2 separate regions of the Homo sapiens genome follow, and region 2 is linked to region 1. The links are chromatin loops, found by intact Hi-C in ENCODE. Cell type or tissue: IMR-90. All regions are shown on one strand. Each heading gives the region's core, and the rest is flanking DNA. Links, peaks and the distances in the headings are about the cores only.

Region 1 (4,391 bases), core at 209-4,208:
TTTCTTAATACAAAAGAAATACGTTCATTATAGGAACATTAGATATGAACATAAGCAAGCAAAAGAGAATTTTAAAACACTCATGATTTCTTTTGTTGTTGTTGTTTTGAGATGGAGTCTCACTCTGTCACCCAGGCTGTAGTACAGTGGTGTGATCTCAGCTCACTGCAACCTGGGTTCAAGCTATTCTCATGCCCCAGCCTCCCGAGTAGCTGGGATTACAGGCACCCGCCACCACACCCGGCTAATTTTTGTATTTTTAGTAGAGATGATGTTTCACCGTGTTGGCCAGGCTGGTCTCAAACTCCTGACCTCAAGTGATCTGCCCGCCTCGCCCTCCCAAAGTGCTGGGATTACACCGCGCCCGTCCTGATTTCTTTTTTTAAACTTACCACAGTTATGACTATATAACACTCATGATTTCATCATCCAAGACTCACTGTTATTTACACCCCAGCACGTACCTGTCCAGCCCCTTTATACATTTGTCCCAAGTGCCCCGTAATGTTTCAGTGGTCCCTGGGTGCTGACATTGCTCTCCATGCACGCTGATGCTGGAGGTGGACATTTATGATTTTAAGATATTCAGAGCAGATATTGGTAAATATCTGTTTTACTACCTGTCAGAACATAGAGTGATAATCATATCTGGTTTTTTTGAGACGGAGTTTTGCTCTTGTTGCCCAGGCTGGAGTGCAATGGCATGATCTCAGCTCACCGCAACCTCCACCTCCCGGGTTCAAGCGATTCTCCTGTCTCAGCCTCCCGAGTAGCTGGGATTACAGGCATGTGCCACCATGCCCCACTAATTTTGTATTTTTAGTAGAGATGGGGTTTCTCCATGTTGGCCAGGCTGGTTGCGAACTCCTGACCTCAGGTGATCTGCCCACCTTGGCCTCCCAAAGTGCTAGGATTACAGGCGAGAGCCACCGTGCCCGGCCTGTAATATCTTTTTTTTAAGTTAAAATTATGTTGTGAACATCTTTCTACATTCACCAGTTATCATTGTAGCGGCAGGATGGAACTTCCCGTTCTGCAGGAGGTCACTTACTCACCAAGTCCTCTGTTCCTGGATATTTATGGTTGATGCTTTTCCCCACTCTTTTAAATTACAAACGATGCTTTCAGGAAAACCATTTTACTACATCTTTTTGTTTCCCCCCCTAGGATATATTCCTCAAAGTAGAATTTCCAGGTGAAAGGGGATGCAGATTTTTAAAGCTTCAAATAGTCATACCAAATACAGTTCCGGAAAAGTTGTTCTTACTCACATTCCCACAACATTGATGAGAGAGTCTATGTTCCGACGACAGGCTCTTGCAGCTCCATGTGTGGGCGTGTATGTATGTACGTAAAATTGCCAACTTGATAAACTATTTTATTTTTGAAAATTTGGAATCCTATTGTTCCCTGTTACTTTTTAAAACACAGCTGGTTTGCGAGAAAATAAGCCTATCTTCCCCAAGAAATGAATTCCTGGTCTTTGATGTCTCTGGCTGGAAATACCTGTGTTTTAAAATGTGAGTTTTATTGTTATTCGGGTATGTAAGGCCAACAGACCAGGAGAAGACTACCACTGAAGAGGCAGCTTATTACACACGGTTCCAAAGAGGAGGGGCGTGCCGTGTCATGGGGGCAATGAAAGCACCAGGCTGGTTGGGAGGTAGAGGAAGGGGAGAAACTGTGGCCAGAGGCTTCTCTGGGGTTTCAGCAGGAAGGAACAGGTAAGGAGGGATAAGCAGGCTGAGGATCGGCCAGGTGGAATAATTTCAGCAGGCTCTGGCTCATAAGACTGTTCCTTGTTGTCTGGTACATGGACCTGGGTGTATCAGGGAAGGTGGATGGTGGCCCAGAGCATGAGAGCCCCATGAGGGAGGTGGTCGGGGTGTCTATGAAAGGTGAGCTTGCAGGGAGTTGTTTATCATCTCAAGGAATTAACTAACTGGCGGTGTGGTGGGGAGGAGTGGGGAGGAGCAGTCTCTCCAGGGTCAGCCTAGACCCTGGATGTGGAAGCACCAAAGTATAGAAAATAAAGGCACGGTTCATACGGCATGCAGCTGGCTCACGGATGGTGTGCCTGAGTGTGCAAAACGATCTCGTGTCAAGTGAGGTGGCTCAGGCTGCTGTCCTTGTCGCTGCAAGCCCTGCTTGGAGAATGAAAGCTCACTTGTTGTCAGGGTCCTCCATGCATCCCAGCACCCCTGGGTGGGACCAAGGGCATGCTCCACCTTCTATCACGAGGAACAATTAGTATTAACAAGACGGCGCCGCGGAATGCACTTCCTAAATTGTGGACAGTGTTAGCAAATTCCTAAAAGCACCCAACACCTCTTCAAGGAGGAAGGTGAAGCCTTGTTGTTTAGAGTTCACTTTTTCTTTGTAACATATTCTATTTCCGAGATCTTTCTTATACATTTTATTTAGCCAAGGCTGTTTGCCAAGGAGTTTGCATCCACCCCACTGCTATTTGAGGCCATGCTTGCTGTGAGTTTCTCCGATTCCTCTCCCTGCTTCACCCACTCCTTCTGAAAAACACAGCTAATTGATGGTCAATTTGGCCACAGAAGCCTAGTATTGGAATTGTTGGAATACAGGAGGATTTGTGGACTAGATTTTTTTTTCTTCTTCAAGAATGACAAGCTAACCCCAAATTATGGCAAGAATTCTTCAGGTTCAATAATTAAAAGCAAAAGGCAGTCCCCACGGAGAAAAAACAGTGTGGTCTGGAAGATATCTTTCAAATTGAAGCAGACTGTGTAACTCCCAAATATTATGGATACAAATTAGCTATATTTGATCACTGGATCTTATTTACCCTAATTGTCTTCATTTCTGTGGTTTCCTCATACATTGTGTTTACAGCACACTTGGTTTCCCAGCTCAGTGTCGGAGTCTGGGCTGCAGGGATGGTGAGATCGAGCTTCAGAGTTGAGAAGAGGGGAGGGTAGACAGAGAGAGAAAGGGGAGAGAGAGAGTGTGGGAGTCTGGGCTGCAGGGGTGGTGAGATCGAGCTTCAGAGTTGAGGAGAGGGGAGGGTAGACAGGGAGAGGAAGGGGAGAGAGAGAGAGTCGGAGTCTGGGCTGCAGGGGTGGTGAGATCCAGCTTCAGAGTTGAGGAGAGGGGAGGGTAGACAGAGAGAGGAAGGGGAGAGAGAGAGACAGAGAGAGGAGAATGGGAGACAGAGAGGGAAGGGAGGGAGGGAAGGGAGAGTATAAGAGAGAAACAGAGACACAGAGGAAGGGAATGAGAAAGGGAAGACAGAGACATAAGGACAGTGAGACACAGAGAAAGGGAGGGAGAAAGAGAGGGAGCGAGAGAGGGAGAGAGGGAGAGAGGGAGAGAGAGGGAGAGAGAGAGAGGGAGTGAGAGAGGGAGAGAGAGAGGGAGCCAGAGACAGAGAGAGGGAGAGAGGGAGAAAGGGAGAGAGAGAGAGGGAGAGAGAGAGGGAGCAAGGTGGGGGCGAGAGAGGGAGTGAGAGAGAGGGAGTGAGAGAGGGAGAGGGAGAGAGAGAGGGAGCGAGAGAGAGCCAGGGGGGCCTTTTTTGGGAGATATGCTTTTCCTCAAAGACACAGAAGTCTTACACATTCAGACCAAAGATACGCTAAAAGCCAGCACATTGTGTTATGTGAAATGTTTCGCTTGTCTCTTGGAATGATTGATGTGAACCTGAGAAGAATTTGAAATTTGAGCAGCCAAGCAACCAGGAATTAAGACCTTATCTAAAATTTAGGCAAAAAATCCAGACCACTGTAGTTAAGAAATCGGGTTAGAAATCTCCTGAGAAGTGACTTTCCCACAAGATTTCTGCTGCTTTCTAGTTCTGAATGGATGAGAAATATGACAAAAATGTACCATTGCTTTTAGTATCGCCTGTCCCTTTTTCTGGTTTGGGGTAAAAGTAGGAAACCAAGAGATGCAAACAAACGGATAAACAAGTGTCCCTCCAGGGAGTCACTCTGGTGTTTGGGACTGCACTGGTTTGGATTTCGGGAATGTCAAAGGGGTTCTCTTCTCCAAGCTTTCTTTTCTGTTCCCAGAACCTCAGCCTGCAGCGGATGTGGCACTATTGTCACAGTGGATGCGACGGTTGGGCACTTGCTCCCCTAGGGTGACTTGACTTAAACTTCTGGCTGGTTCAGAGGGAAAACAAGACTGGTGGTCTTGATGGACCCAGTTTTTGTGGGCATCTGTTTACGCGGCCCTTGCATGCATAGCCTGCCCTGCAGAGCTGGTGGGCATCCCAGCAAAGTCCCAGAGCAGAATGGAGGGATCCCAGTGGGTGCTGCGGGGAGGCTGGCAGTGGCCTTGCTGTACTCACCTTTGCCCACAGCTGGAAATTAGTGCTTCATGTGTGAGGAGCATGTGTTTTCACTTCCCCTGCACCAGGAGTC
Region 2 (4,391 bases), core at 162-4,161, 160 kb after region 1:
TCAGGGACCACAGGAAAGACCAATACCTGCTACTTTCTTATGTTGATTCTTCTATGTCCATTATGAATGTGCCAGTTTCAAAAGAAATGCCTATCATTTCCATTGTTGATTTTCTGGAAATAGCGCTCAGCTTTTAGGGCAGAAGCTACTTTACTTTTATAGTATCTTATCAAAGGCATGGCTGAAAACCTTGCATCTGTCAGCTTTTATAAGTCTTCATGGGCTGTTGGGGGGATAGATTCCACATCCCTCCCGGGAGTTGTAAGCCACTGTAGGCCGTTCCTCAGAGGCAACTTCCCTGCAGAAAAGGGAGACAGAGGCAGAGCGTGGGTCAGAGCCACACGCCCGTGCTCGGGCGCTTTACATTGATTTCATGTCTGCCCTAGACAGCAGATTCGTCTCTGGATTTTACTGACGAGCAGACGAGTGCTCAGAGAATTTAAAGTCAGACAGTGAACGACTAGCGTTGCTGGGAGCCCAGCCTTAGGAGGGCTCAGGCCTCTGTGCTGGCTACTCCTGGAGAGTTGAATTTCCCAGAACAAGGGCAGCGTGGGGGCGGGAGGGAGAGCGGAAGGGATCCAAGGGACATGGGTGCTTTGTGAATGAAGTCAAGTCACACAGTGCATTCGTCCAATATTCTAAGACTTCCTTTTGAGAAATGGAATATTTTGTTATGCGTAGTGCTGGCCTGTGTGCGATAAAATTAAAAGGGAAATCTGGGCTTTTGGTTATTTTTCCAGAAATGGCCATTCTGGGATTCTCAGGACCTAAATCAAACTGGGCCTTCCCTCAGAGAAAGCAAAGGCCTCAGAGATGCTGGTGGCTGATGCAGCTCCCCAGTGCCACCCCACGGCTCCCCATGACCCAATCCAATCCCACCAATGCCCACAGTCCGGAGGCAAGAAGCAGGACACTTTATCCCCTTTGATGCAAGTGAAAAATGAGGTTCAGAGGGGTTAGCAGATTTCCCCCAGTAGCGGGATTTCATCCCAAGTTTCCTGACCACAGGTTTCTACTCTAGCATGGTGCACTGAGAACGGGCCACGTGTTCATCTTGAGGGCCTGAGAGAGGGCTTGTTGTTGAATGGGGAATCTGGGATCCTCTGAGTCTCTGTCCCAGGACTGAAGGATCCAAATTTTCTTTCCTGTTCCTGAGAGAAGAGCCCAGTGCAGCTCCCCAAGCCTGCCAGATGGGCCTAGACATAGGGCTGGGAGATCCAAAGAGCCCTGTGACATTGAATACCTCCAACAAGGTGAACACGATGCATTCATGTTTCTGCAGAAGTGAAAACTCACCCTTGGAGCTGCCCAGGAAGCAAATGCAGTGGCTTTTTCCCCCTGGAAAATCGACCCATGTTGAAGTTTGCCATACAATGAGTATAGCAGCATGCTGCCATTCATTTAATTAAAAATAGCAAAAATGCACCGGGCTCTCAATCATCTATGTTCCCAACAAGAAACTGCGCTGAGACAATCTTCAAAATGGCACATCCCTCACCGCCGAGATTATCTCTATTCCTGAACATGAATGGCAAAGAAAAGAAGCCAAGGCCAGAAGGAAAAGGGAAACCCTTCAGACCACACAGGTGTGTTTCTGTTTCGTCCTCTTTCACAGGGAAGTTCGTACAAAAACAAACAGCACATAAAAATACAACCTCAAGACTTGTATGTTTGTTCCAGCTCTGTCCCGATTTGCATTCCTGTTTTGATTCGTCTTTGCAACATCCTGGGCCTATGATAGTGATTTTTCTTTTCTTCCTAGCAGATTTTCTACTCTTTTGAAGTTAGGAAATGTCCATGGTTTCTTTCAAGCATCTTTGGGTGAGATTTTTTTTCTTTTTTCTTTTTTTTTAAGAGTCAGAGCAGGAAAAGGCCATTCAGCTTATCTTGTCCACTTCCTGAAATCCAAACAAACTCTCAGAAAACTGCCTCACACCCTATCCATTTAGCATATGTCTCAGTACTTGGACAGGAGATTTCAGAGCCATTTCGACTTTATAAAAACTTTTGGAACTGGTTTGAATAGCCTCCAAAGACTTTGAGAAATAACTTAGAAAGTTTGAGACTAAAATTGGTGTGGTTAGTTCCCTCCTAAGGAAATGATTCAGAAAAAAATCCTTTCTTTTCTCAGAGAATTCCATCCAAGTTGGCTGCCCAAAACTTCCCAGCAAACTGATGGCTGATATTTTCAAACTCTTGTCCAAATTCTATTTACCCGTTGAGTGGAAGATCTCGGCCTATTCTTAGAGCTTCCTTTACCCTAACTGAAAAATGGGTTGCGTGATTTGCATGTGATAAAAATGAAGGCTCTTAAAGGAATCTATAATACTTGCCCGCATCAAGTAAAATGTAGCTTAGACTCATTTACAGAATATTAGCGTTCTCACTACGCAAAACAAACAAAAAAGGTAAGAATTTCAGCGCAAACTTCCCCACCAAAATAGTCAAAGCTATCTATCTTAAAAAGCAGTTACCAGAAAGCAGGTGATCTGTACAAACCAACTAATTTTCCAAACACAGTACCATCTCTTGGTGAATACTCAGTGCCTCTCCTAACAGATTTTTTTCCCATTCCAATGTGGAAAAGCAAAAATGTCCAGGAAAGCATATTGCTAACGACTAGGGAGCAGGAAACAGACAATGACGAATTTTCTCATTCGACAGACGGTCTTAGACCATACCTGCTGTGGTCTTGGGAACATGACAAACTGTGGGTTTGTGTGAGTAAGTTCTCAAAGCCACTGCCATTCTGATAAAATTAACTCAAATGGCCATGTTGCTGAATCAACGCGGTTACTCTAGAGGCCTGTGAGGGTTGTGTCCAGTGCTTGCCACCAGGAATCTGTTCGTTGTTATCAGTCCAGACAGTAAATGTATTCATCCATCAACCCTGGCTATTCATGTGGAAACCCTAAGCCAACACTCATCAGAGGAGTCAGGCTGGGCCTGGGCCACAGAGTGAGCCCAGCCTTACAATGTGGGATTTTTTTTTTTTTTTAAATCACACTATCAGACCACAAGATTTGCAGCCATATTTCATTGTCAGAGTTAAAAATAAGACCCAATCCCCAAAAATCATGACATCCAATTCCTTCTATCAAAATATGATTGTTTGGTTTTTTTTTGAATGAATGAATTCCAGTGACATTTATCAAGCATCTTTGATGGAGGAGAGACTATTTATGAGTGAATCATTAAGATAACTTTTGCAAACTCTTGAAGGAGCACATTTTTATTTTTAATCTTAGAAATTTTGGTTACATTTTTTTTCCTGAAATATATTACGAAGTTCCTAACTCTCTTATGAACTGATTTCTTTATTGTGGTAAAATACACAAAACATAAAATTTACTATTCTCACCATTTTGAAGTTTAGAGTTCAGAGTCATGAAGTATATTCGTCTTGTACTACCATCACCACCATCCATAAGAACTGATTATTTTAAACATAAATTAACCTTGTCTGATGAGTTTTGTGCCATGATTACAAATATCCAGTCCTGTGCTGGGTCATTATAGCACTCACAGGGATGAATGAAGTGTTTATGACACCTTATCCAAAATATGGGGTAACCTCAGGATGCTAAGCTTTCTGAGGTCTGGAGATGTTTTTGTATTCCCCTTAGATTTGTTGTTGTTCTTTGTCTTCCTCCATCAGGTTGTAGGCAGTCATTTTTATCTACTTTCAATGCACTCGCCTGAGGCATCTACCCTTTCCTAATGACTGCAGGGGAAGCCAATAATCAAACTGGTTAGAATTATACTCAACCAGGAGTCCCAGTGTGGAGAAAGACTCCCTGTGAGTAAAGGTCAAAAATACCCTGGCAATGCACCCCATGATGTGCATCTGGGCACTTTGTAAAATATTTTTGCTTCTTTCAGGATCTCAACTTGGTCTCAGAGTGTAATGATTGACATATATCTGACCTGTGGATGAAGGAGGACTTATTCTTGTGTTATCTTGGTTGCCTTAAGCTTCCCTTAACATCAAAAGGCAAAATACACTAATAACATCTGGCAGCCTAGTCCCAACTGTGAAAGCAAGAGAAAATTCAATTTAAAAGACAGAAAATTAAAGCAAACCTCCCCTTTAGGTAGCTATCATTTCCTGCCGTAGAAATAAAAGACAGATCCTTTCTATATTTGCTCTCGATTTGTCATGAACATAATATTTTTCTCCTGAAACTACTACTACATATGTACCCAGGTAGAGAAATAAACCCTGGCCAAAGCCTAAACATTTAGAGCAACCAGAAAGCAGGCAACACTAGAAGGGACTGAATCAGGTGGGTCAGCGACGCGTTCAAATATCTTCTCTCTTTTCGGTTTCAGTATTTGCTGGACGGACAAGTATTTTCTCTGAGTATCTGCCACCAGCACTTAATTTTGGT

What was found. Peaks named below come from ENCODE experiments on the same cell type or tissue, not always from the same donor. Only the 100,000 strongest peaks of a DNase experiment are listed, where the experiment ranks them.
Region 2: it touches region 1 in a loop (2.8-fold over the local background); 23 of 110 quality-filtered maps call a loop at or near these places.

Annotation. Positions count from the first base shown.
Region 1 is chr6:2,465,091-2,469,481 of GRCh38, forward strand. No RefSeq gene overlaps it. Among named protein-coding and RNA genes, the nearest start is that of LINC02521, 170 kb to the right of the region's middle. In IMR-90, for the core only: no CTCF peak of the experiment used is centred there; no DNase peak of the experiment used is centred there; H3K27me3 peaks cover 1,596 bases.
Region 2 is chr6:2,623,822-2,628,212 of GRCh38, forward strand. LINC01600 (long intergenic non-protein coding RNA 1600) reads right to left here. Exons shown (of 3, transcript NR_131168.1): 3 at 1-298. Among named protein-coding and RNA genes, the nearest start is that of LINC02521, 8.5 kb to the right of the region's middle. In IMR-90, for the core only: no CTCF peak of the experiment used is centred there; a DNase peak (open chromatin) is centred at 1,940; H3K27ac peaks cover 359 bases.